2 separate regions of the Homo sapiens genome follow, and region 2 is linked to region 1. The links are chromatin contacts, found by Hi-C in ENCODE. All regions are on one chromosome and are shown on one strand. The core of a region is the stretch at or near the end of the contact, and the rest is flanking DNA. Distances in the headings are between cores, read along the strand shown. Region 1 overlaps AMPH (amphiphysin). Region 2 holds the start of VPS41 (VPS41 subunit of HOPS complex).

What was found. Hi-C counts contacts between places; a loop is a spot of excess contacts on that map. Pooled maps may share reads with other maps.
Region 2: a loop to region 1 is called in a pooled map, with 9 times the contacts of the local background. The contact joins the promoter of VPS41 here to the enhancer-like site in region 1. A Hi-C loop is called at or near these places in 1 of 168 maps with a recorded cell type or tissue (Caco-2), 1 of 37 single-sample maps with no recorded cell type and 8 of 50 pooled maps.

The regions. Positions count from the first base shown.
Region 1 is chr7:38,460,771-38,466,145 of GRCh38, reverse strand. AMPH (amphiphysin) reads left to right here. Exons shown (of 21, transcript NM_001635.4): 9 at 597-679; 10 at 3,033-3,171; 11 at 4,735-4,863. Among named protein-coding and RNA genes, the nearest start is that of TRG-AS1, 120 kb to the right of the region's middle. RefSeq lists enhancers at 1,205-1,374, 2,397-2,476. Within about 2 kb of position 2,370, at least 3 of the 41 ENCODE cell types and tissues checked have a DNase peak (open chromatin) inside an H3K27ac peak, as active enhancers do.
Region 2 is chr7:38,905,238-38,910,907 of GRCh38, reverse strand. VPS41 (VPS41 subunit of HOPS complex) reads left to right here and starts at 1,717. Exons shown (of 29, transcript NM_014396.4): 1 at 1,717-1,754. The coding sequence starts at 1,734. RefSeq lists an enhancer at 1,610-1,709.

The DNA of each region.
Region 1 (5,375 bases), core at 1,121-3,620:
TGGAATATAAAGTAAAGGAAGGTTTATTTTGGAAGCAAATGAAATGGGATAGAATTATCCAAAGAATTCACCCTTTTGTATGTTTCTTTTAGCAGTGTGTTATTACCCTCGATAACATTTCTACGGTTTTTCATAGTGATCACATAGTTCTTTGTATCTTTTGAAGATTTTGCCACAGTTTTACAGTGTTGTTTCTTTTACCAGGCAGTTTATAAAGTTGGAATTCCCAGTGGTATTTTAGGCTAATGAAAAATTGCTCTCAAAGTATTTAGATAATCAACTCTGTTGTTGATTGCTTTTTGTTGTTGTTGTTCAAAAGGGTGGAGTCAATGTAAACAGTAAGCTTTTGTTTTCTGCCCTGTACTCTGGTTAATAAATATATACATATATATTTAGTTTACTCGTGTTTCGTTTGTTTCAGTTTTGACATAGATTTTAAATTTGAACCGTATACAGAATTTCAGTTATCCTGAGGCCATCCAAGCTATCATAAAATTTATAGCTTCTCAATAAGCAATTTCTTTCTTGGGGAGAATAGCCTGAATTGGCACCAGAATGACATGTGACTAATAGACAAGTGGCCTCTGTCCCCTTAGCTTTGCCACAAACTGTATGAAGTGATGACAAAACTGGGTGACCAGCACGCCGACAAGGCCTTCACCATCCAAGGAGCGCCCAGGTAGGCCCCTGCTCATTGGAGCACCTGTAATGTCCTGCTTGCTAAAATTTCTTCAATCTGTGGACCAGCCTGTACTATTTTATTTATCCTACAAAAGTCCCACAGGAGCCTTTTCACCCTAGAAGCTGACACTAATTTTATTTTTGTGCTTTTACATTTATGTCTGGCCTTCAGTGACCCAACTAGGATTCTTCTTCTTGTCACAACAGCATTGACTTTCTGCCTCTCTGCCTCTCTCTGCTTTCCATGAGGCCTGATAGCAACAGTGTGAAATTTTAATATATAATGTATATGCTTGTTGTAATATATAATTTGTTATGCACTTAATATTTTCTCCGGAGAAGAAAGGAATTCCCAAAGTTTATGACAGTTTGTCTTGATTGTTATCATTGATGCTGACGTCTTTCATGAATCCATTTTGGGAAAGGAAAGAGGAAGTAGGTGAGATCTCATCTTCCTCTTACCTCCTGACTCTTGATCTGGTGAACACTGTGCTGTTTTTGTTTTATTGCACGTTGCATTATGAGTATGCCAGTCAAATACCCCGGAGCCCCAATGATCCATAGGTGACCTGTCTACCTTGCCAGGGTTCGGCTGCACACCAGCTTTCTCCAGTGATTCTGGAATCCTTTTTATTCCATCCTTCGTAGACTTTACGTACTCAGAGATTGAAGGCTAGTGAGCTGGGAGTCAGAAGACCCAGCTTTCGGTTTTCTGATTTTGCAGTTAACTTGCTTTGCCTTCCTTGAGTAAGTTCAAAACCTCTCTGGTTAGAGGTCTCATTTTTTTTAATTCAATAGAAAAAAAAAGATACTATTGAACTACATGGTTTCCAAGGTAATATACAGTCCTGACATTCTATATTTGCCATTTTAATACAAACACTTATTTGCATACATTTATGAAAACACACATAGTCATACACATGAACCAACTTCTACATATGTTAATGTTTGGATCCCTCTAGAGATTGTTAATTTTCTTATTCCCTGCTCTTTGGATTAGCCCTACTTATAGGTTCTGCTATGGTTTCTATACTATGTAAGCAGTAGTATATCTTCTCTTTCTAAGGGAAAGAATATTGCCTGAAAGAATACATAAGAGAGGCAGAGTTACTGTTTTCAGTATGGTTATTTCAGTATGGGGCTAGGCACGAAGGAAGAATTGGAATGGGAATATCAGAATGATATTTGAGTGTTTTAAAAATGAAGTGCATGAAAAAATTTAGGGTTGTTCCCTTACATGGAAATGAAAGGGACAAATTCATCTGAAAATTGTAATGTTGCCAAATGAGATACAGTGAAGAAAAAGCGGGGCCATGACCACTTAATGAATGTTCCTTTCACTTTTTTTCAACATTCCTCTGCAGAATGAGGTGGTGAGTGAGCTCAGTGGCATCTCTATTAAGCTTAGATTGGGGCTATGTTTCCATCTGAGGCCATGATTGCTGGCATATGACCCCAATCATGTGGCATGTCTGTGTTCTCGCTAAAGGACCCAGTTTCCTCAGCCCTTTGAATATGTAGACCATGCTGCTGTGTACATGCTCTTTTATTTTGGGGTACAGACTCTGTTTCTTCGAGCTGTAGACTTTAGAAATTCTTAGAGAGTAGGATGTGTCCTGAGTGCTTCTTAGTCATCACATTTGGGCTGTTCCCGAGCGTCTGGCCGCATGCCAGGAACATGGTGGGTTCTTAGTAAACGAAACTGAATCTTGTCTGATTTTGTTGCACATTTCAAGATGCCTGAGTTGAGTAGTTATTTATAAGGTCTAGAAAGAGAAATAATTAGTGAGTTTATTTCCAAATGTTATTAGAAAGCACTTCTACAAAATCCTTACTAACACTATCCTAAGGTTACCTTTTAATATAAAAGTTACAATTTTCATAGTTTTTTATAGATTGTGACATGGCAAGATTCTCTTGTAAATAGAAAGTGAAACGAGTAAAATCAATTCAGCTTATGTTTGGAAGATTCTTGCAGAACTTGTTTGAAAGAACAGAGGGCTTGCATTACTAAGACCTGAATTCAGATTCACTAAATGGCTGGGTGATTTTAGAGTTTTTATTTTTAACCTATCTATGCCCCACTTTACTACTTGTAAAGTGGGGACAATAAAACATGGCTACTGTGAAGACAAAAGATAATACATGAATGAGGTCTCTGTAGTGCAAATAAATGGTACCAGTTATCACCATCACTGTTGCAATTAACCAGAATTAACCTGGAAGGGGAGAGCAGGACAACAGACAGTACCTGTTAGGCTTCTGGGTTTCTCTGAAATGGAAAACCCCTGATTAGATGAATACTGTTCTTGAGAAGGCCCCTTGCCCAATCCCCTGTGTTCCTCTAGTGATTCGGGTCCTCTCCGCATTGCAAAGACACCATCACCGCCTGAGGAGCCTTCACCCCTCCCGAGCCCGACAGCAAGTCCAAATCATACATTAGCACCTGCGTCTCCCGCACCAGCACGGCCTCGGTCACCTTCACAGGTAGGAAGAGGTCAAATATATTGGGGGATAGAGCTCATGATGAGATGAAGGTGGCCCCATCTAGGATAATCCCACGGTGCCGGGGCTTTAAGAGAAGTTTCCAGTTAGGGAGACTGAGATGTGAGGCTTTAGGCATTGTGATTGTCATGAAGGTATCCACCTGCTTTTCTTATTTGACTTGATATTTCCTCACATGCCCTATATTCAAGTTTTTTGGGACTTCTTACCACGTTCTCGGCATGCTCAGGCGAGCATGCTCTCTCTTCTCCTATCTCTTGCTACAAAACTCTTTTCTTTCAATGCTCCATTTAAATCCTACCTCTGCATGAAACCTTCCCTCTCCTAGTGGTTTAGAGTTGGCAGGTACTGCCAAGAAAAGCGGTTATGTTTATATGTCATCTCACATTTTTTGGTACACCTGGACATTTTTTAGTACACACACTTGCATATGAGTGGCCACTTAATAAAATTGAATTGAAGAAATAATTGAAGAGAAACAATAAGGGCTGGGCAAAGGTAACTGTAGAGAGAAACTACCACCTTTATTCTCCCTATGTTGGGTGAAAATGAAATTTCTGTAGAAAAATTTATAGTCCCCAGTCCAGTTCAAGCTTTCTTGTACAGATGCTGCTTGCCTTACAAAGGGGTTGTGTCCTGATAAACCCATCGTAAGTAGAAAATATTGCAAGTTAAAATGCATTAAATACACCTAACCTGTTGAGCATCATGACTTAGCCCAGCCTACCTTAAACGCGCCGAGAACGCTTAACATTAGCCTACAGTTAGACAAAGTTATGTAACACAAAGCCTATTTTATAACCGTGTTGAATATCTTGTGTAATTTACTGACTATAGTACACTGTAGAACATAATAGCAGTCATTTACCCTCGTGATCACAGGGCTAACTGGGAAGTGTGGTTCACTGCCACTGCCCCGCCTCATGAGAGAGTGTTTTCACACATTCTGCTGAATGCCTATTGCTTTTACACTTTCCTAAAGTCCAAAAAAATCATAGATTGAACCATCATAAGTTGAGGACCATCTATATGTAGTTGAACTAAGGAAAGTCTTGGGAAGATACATGCATTAAACAGACCTTTAAAGTTTTCTACTTTTCAAAATCCTTGAATGGAAAGTGAAATGTAAGCTGCCTATAGTAGGTCTCACCAATTCAAATGAAAAGCTGCTTTAGTTTTGAAATTTTAATTTATTTCCAAAATGAGAAATTATTTTCAGTTTAGTTCAGAAGAGGGTATTGCCCTAGTTTAACCTTTAAAGTATATGTGCCTGGCCCTACAGCTCTGTGTATTGTACTTGAGTTGAGATGAATGGACTCTTATAGCCTCAGTTTTGTTTTTGCCTTGAACCATGGCTTATCAGGGCTCAGAGAGCCTCACAAGTAGACAGCATTCTTTACCTGTATCAGATAGGCTTGCTGCTATATGCAGATACAAGTTTCAATCAGAGCTCAATCTGTCCATGTAGCTCTGTTCATGTGACCTTTCTTCGTGTCTGACACATTGTCTTTGGCTGGATTAATGTTTGTATTTAATGCTTCCTAGACAAGGAAAGGGCCTCCTGTCCCACCTCTACCTAAAGTCACCCCGACAAAGGAACTGCAGCAGGAGAACATCATCAGTTTCTTTGAGGACAACTTTGTTCCAGAAATCAGTGTGACAACACCTTCCCAGGTAAGTGCCTGGTTCAGGGCTGGTATGTCCATGAAAGTCCCATGGTGGAAGGACTCTCAGGGGCTAGCCCTAAAGAAAGTGGCGGTTCCAGAACCAACAACATAATTTTAATTGTCATTCAGGCTTGTTTTAATTACTTGGTTAGTCTGAAGCATTCTTACATGGGAGATGTACGGTATTTGAAAATTATCTTTTTTTTAATTAAGGGTAGTATATACTTATAGAAAATTGGAAAAATATTGAAAAGTGTAAAATGAATAATTTATCTTATTTTTAAAAATTGTTTTATTGATACCAAATATTTTACATATTTATGGGACACATGTATTTGTTATATGCATAGGATGTGGAATGATCGAGTTAGGGTATTTGGGGTATCTATCACCTTGAGCATTTATCATTTCTATGCATTGGTAACATTTCAAGTCGTCTCTTCTAGCTACTTTGAAATACCTAATACAGTGTTGCTGACTACAGTCACCCTAATCTGCTATTGAATATTGGGGCTTATT
Region 2 (5,670 bases), core at 468-2,967, 450 kb before region 1:
GAGTTTGTGAGGAAAGTCAGAAAAGTGGAAGAGCTCATTTTATTTCTCTTTCCCGTGGATACTCGACTGAGGGCTTCCACAGTCTCTTTGGTCTGTATTAAAGTTTTTCTGGGATCTGGAGTTCATCATGAGCAATGTTTGGCCCTGGGCTGCTTTGCAAGAGATTTTAGAAACTCTTGGGTTAGGTTTATACTTGCCCTAGGTTTATACTTAGGGCATTGGGTGCTTGCTTATGGATTTCTTTTTTCTTTTTTCTTTTTTTTCAGATAGGGTCTCACTCTGTTGCCCAGGCTGGAGTGCAGTGGCACCATCAATGCTCACTGCAGCCTTAACCCCCACCTCAGCCTCCTGAGTAGCTGGAACTACAGGCGCACACCATTATGCCCGGCTAATTTTTGGTATTTTTTGTAGAGACAGGGTTTTGCCATGTTGTCCAGGATGGTCTCAAACTCTTGAGCTCATGAAATCTGACTGCCTTGGCCTCCCAAAGTGCTGGGATTACAGGTGAAAGCCACTGCACCTGGCTGCTTATAGACATTTAAATGCCTCAGGGTGGTCTATCCTGTCGGCTGAGTGATTAGCCCACTGGAAGAGGAACCCCAGCAAGGCTTGGAGGAAGAAGATGGAGGTAAGGCTGTTTAGGCCCTGGGGAGAAGACAGGTGTCTCAGAGATGATGTCACCTTGGCTTCTGGGCCATTGAGGAATCATGGGTTGAGCAAGCTACAGACAGAGTACTGAGTCCATGACTTCCTACTGGGTCAGAGTCAATGAGGCACAGGGAGTCAAAAAAGGTACTGAGGCAATCACCACATGCTGCCATTTGCAATGCCCTCTGCTGGTCACCAGCTACTCCAGTGAATGGAAATTGTAAAATGTCTGTCTTTGGACAAGGTGCTGCAGATTCCTGAGGGTTAAGAAACAGAATTCATAATGTTCAGAAACATGGAGAAGGAATCAGTCATTCTGAAGGCTGGAAGTAATACAGTGGTTGTGCAGATTTTGACCAAGGACAACTTCATATTGTGTCTTCACTTGAACATTTACCTATTGAATATCCTCAACAAAAGTTTAACAATTAATTTATTAAACAACAGAGATTTTTTTTAAATCAATGTTCATATGACAGGAGAAGACAAAGTAGCAAGCAAAAATAATGATATTATTTGTTGGCGTATAAATTTTCTCTGACTCTCCACTGCAAAGACTGCTTTATATTCACTGAATATACTTAAAAAAGAGAGAGAAAAAAGGACAAGAACACTTTTAGAGTAAGCAGCATTTGGCAATCACAGAGACTTTGGCATCAGGCAGGGCTGAATTCTATTACTAGTTCTGCCTCTTACTAGCTGCATGACCTCTGAGCTACGGTATTCTCCCCTATAAATGGGGATGATAGTAGGAATTGCTGTGAGGATTAAATGAGATAATTTATGCAAAGCTATAAACCCAGGGCATGACATAGTAAGTGCTTAATAAACACTAGAATAACTAGAGAAACAAGAACAACAATAAAATAAGCTATAGTATTAGCAATGGTTATGTTCACATCCTTCAAAGCAGAATTCCATTGAGTTTGGAGAATTGGCAGCAGAAATGAACCCTAGCAGGTCCGTCCCCTAGAAGAGATTTCCAGGCTCAGATGAAGCTAAAACTACATTTCCCAGAAGGCCCTGGGCCAAGTGTGTGGTTTCCTCTTATTTCCGGGTCTGTCAGGTGACTCTCCCGTGGCGCCATGGCGGAAGCAGAGGAGCAGGTAAAGGGTGCAGGTGGTAGTTGAGGGCACAGGGATATAGAGACTAGGGTGGGCTGTTTGGGGAGGGTGGAGTGGAGTGGGTGGAGGTGCGGAGCTGCTGGAATAGCGCAAGGCAGGTCCGCGGCAGGGCGGGGTGGGATGGCGAAAGTTGGTTTCGGGGAGCAGAGAGGATGCCAGCCCCGGGAGGGCACCTAGGGAAAGCGCTCTGACACACCCCCGCGTTCGGGCTGCCTTTCCTCGGGCCCCATCCCTGTGGCCTTTGCCCAGGGAAATTTTGGCATGAAGGCAGGCCCGGCTACCTCAGGGACTGACTGCCTGTGGGAGGAGGAAGAGAGGCCGGGTGACTGAAATTTAAGTTGCTTTCCACTTGAAGTAGGACAATAAGAACTAGGAGAGAGTAGACGATGAGTTTTGTTTTGTATCTATTGGAGTTAGGTACAGAGCTGGAGCACTGTTGCGGTGCAGCAGGGATTAAATGCATCCGTTCTGGAGCAAAAATGCCTGGGGTCCAAGTGCTGGTTCCTTTTCTTACCCAATGTGCTACTTTGAGCTACTTATTTAACTTTCCAGTGTGAGATGGGGGTAATAATAAGGCCGTCCTCAGAGGGTGGTTTAAGATGGAGAGAGGAGTTTATACACAAAGTTAGAGTACTTAGAACTGTTGGGCTTAGTAAAAATTAAATGGGATTATTTGTTGCTGGTAGTATCCAGTCAACAACTGGCAACGTGGCACTGAAGTTTAGGGTAGAAATTGGTGATGGGAATATGAATTATTTTCATATAGCAGTAGTGGTAATCACACATTTTATGAAATGACGAAGTAAAATAAAAAAGACAAAAAAGAGAAGCAGACCAAAAAAGAGGCTAGAACTTGGGGGAGATAACTTAAGTTTCCATTTCCAGTGTTATTTCAGTTGGATACTGTTTTTCTTCACAAGTTAACAGGGCTGTCAGTTGCAGTCATTGTCTCTAAACAGTGACTTGATGATGGGCTGTTTAGTATCATAAGAGTCATTTACCTAGTTCAATAATTTTTACTATTTTCAACATACTTCATTTGTTTTTACTTCATAGTGAAAATTTGTTCTGTATATATTTTATATATGCCAATAATTGAGACGTTTGACTAGGTAGAAATTTGGTTTGGCTGGTCCTTGTGATAACAAGATAACAAAGTCTCTTATCTAACACTAGAGACTCCTATTTCCATTCTAGCAGTTCAAAGGAAAACACTCATTAAGAACATATCATTTCATGACTGCCATTGCTCCTTTGAATAAGGGTGAGATTGTTTTTCACATTGTGCATCTTTATTTCATGTTGAAATGTTTGTTTTATGGTTTGATTTGAAAGCAAAAAACTGAGTTTCATATGTTCTTAGATATAGTGGAATAGAAATGGAGAGAGTTGCTCCTAGAAAAACCATTGTTTTTTCTTCCATTGAAAAAAACCTATGAAATATTTACCACTGTTTAGTGCAGAAGAAGAATTTAACAAAGTTGTCTGATATAAAAATGACACATACAAAATTAGGGATATAATAATGTTTCACATTTGTACATTATTTTCTAGTTTTAAAAACCCTTCCATATTGCATTTGGTCTTCCCAAAAGAATTCTATGAGGTAAATGTTTACTCTCATACATGGGTGAAACACCTCTGATATTCTAGACTTTCCAGGGGCTTCTAATCTTATTCAGAGGAAAAGCCACAGCCATTACGGTAGCCTGGTTGTCCCACAGGACCTTGACCCAGCTGCCCTTAGCCACCTTTTCTTGACCTCATTTTTCCCACTACTCTCCTTCCCTTCTGTGACTCTGCATCAGCTGTACTGGCTCTCTTAGTCTTCAAAAAGCCAGGCAGGTTCCTATCTCAGGGCCTCTTTGCTCATGCTGTTCCTTTTTGAGGAACCCTGATATTTACAGGCTTCCTCATTTCCTTCATGTCTTTGTCCAAGTGTTCTTTTTCATTGCGACCTTCCCTGACCATGCTTTGAAACCTTCCTGCATTATTTTTCCCTATAATGTGCATCACCGTTTGACATACTGTATTATAAAATTTGTTTTTTTTTTTTTCCCTGTATATTTCTGTGTACCTCTTACCACAGAGCTTGGAACATCCTGACAAGGATTTGTTCACTGCTGTATGTCCAATACCTAGAATATTGCTTGTTACTTAATAAATTTGTGTTAAATGATTGACTTTTACTGATAAACAAATTGAAATTCAGGCAACTTGAGTAACGTGCTCAGGCTTATATCTATAATATAATAAATCTCCAGTCCTCTGTCTCCATAGCTCATGACTTTTCACTAGAATACCCTACCTTTTTAAAATATATGTAAGAACCTAAATCTAAATAGTTTTTTTACTTTATGAAGTAGAATTAGCCCTTTCCATTTTAATGATTTTCCCTCAAGCCACCATTCCACTTTGATGCTTTAACAGCCAATATGTAGTTGGAGTGGGCATTCTCCTCTCCAGTGGTGTCAGTATCTTAAAAAGACTAGTCGTGGACCAGGCACAATGGCCCATACCTGTAATCCCAGCACTTTGGGAGGCCAAGGTGGGGCGATTGTTTGAGCCCAGGAGTTCGAGACGAGCCTGGGCAACATAGCAAAACCCTATCTCTACAAAAATTACAAAAATTAGCCAGGCATGGTGGTGTGTAGTCCCAGCTACTCGGGAGGCTGAGGTGGGAGGATTGCTTGAGTCAAGAGGGTCGGGGCAGCAGTGAGCCATGATCGTGCCACTGCACTTCAGTCTGGGCAACAGAGCAAGACCCTGTTTAAAAAAAAAACGAAAAACAAACAAAAAAAAACCCAGCAGTCTGTTGTAAATGGCTGAAAGACACATTCACAAATTGTTCAGTTCTTTTTTTTAAAAGAAAGTAAGTAATTGTACCTAATCTTATCCTTTATAGATTAAAAATGGTTAGGCTTTTCTCTGATTTGTTTTTGCATTTCACAGTAGGAAGCCATTGAAATCTGATGACGGTAGTAGGGCTTTATTATACCATTTTTTTAAAGCTAAAAGTGTATAAAAATGGAGAAAATAGGGCTGCGTGCGGTGGCTCATGCCTGTAATCCCAGCACTTCGGGAGGCTGAGGCGGGTGGATCACCTGAGGTCAGGAGTTCGAGACCAGACGGGCCAACATGGTGAAACCCCGTCACTACTAAAAATACAAAAAAATTAGTCAGGCATGGTGGTGGGCGCCTGTAATCCCAGCTACTCGGGAGGCTGAGGCAGGAGAATCACTTGAACCCAGGAGGCAGAGGTTGCAGTGAGCCGAGATTGTGCCATTGCACTCCAGCCTGGGTGACAAGAGGGAGACTCCATCTCAAAAACAAACAACAACAACAAAAAAACCCCCAAAAATGGAGAAAATAACTGTTCTATTGAACTTTTTAGAAAACTTGGCATACATTTTTTTCTTGGTATCATGTATCATAAATGCCAGTAATCTCCAGGATTAGCAACACAAAACTAAATGTCTCCACATTATCTTTCGTGAGTGTTGTTTCTTTGGTGATTGCTCCCCTCCCCATTTATTTTCAGAAGAACCAAAATAGTGACATCTGCACTGAGTTATTGTGGTATAAAACAGCTCAGAGGATCTGAAACTAAAACCACTTTTTAGGTATGAATGAAAATTTTTTTATAAGTCACTGGGAAATTCTTGCTTTTGCCTAATATGGTAAAGGTAGTTGTCAAAAGTAACTACATATATATTTTATAGTTTACAGAAAAAATGAATACCCTGCATTCTGCCTGGAAATCTTCTAACCAGCAGTTTTGCTTAGCTCCAAAACGATTTATAGTTGACCTTCATATTCACAGATGCCCAACAGTATTTGTCCATATCTTTCTTATGAATAACATTCTGCTTGAAGTCTGGTTGTTTGTGTATTTGTC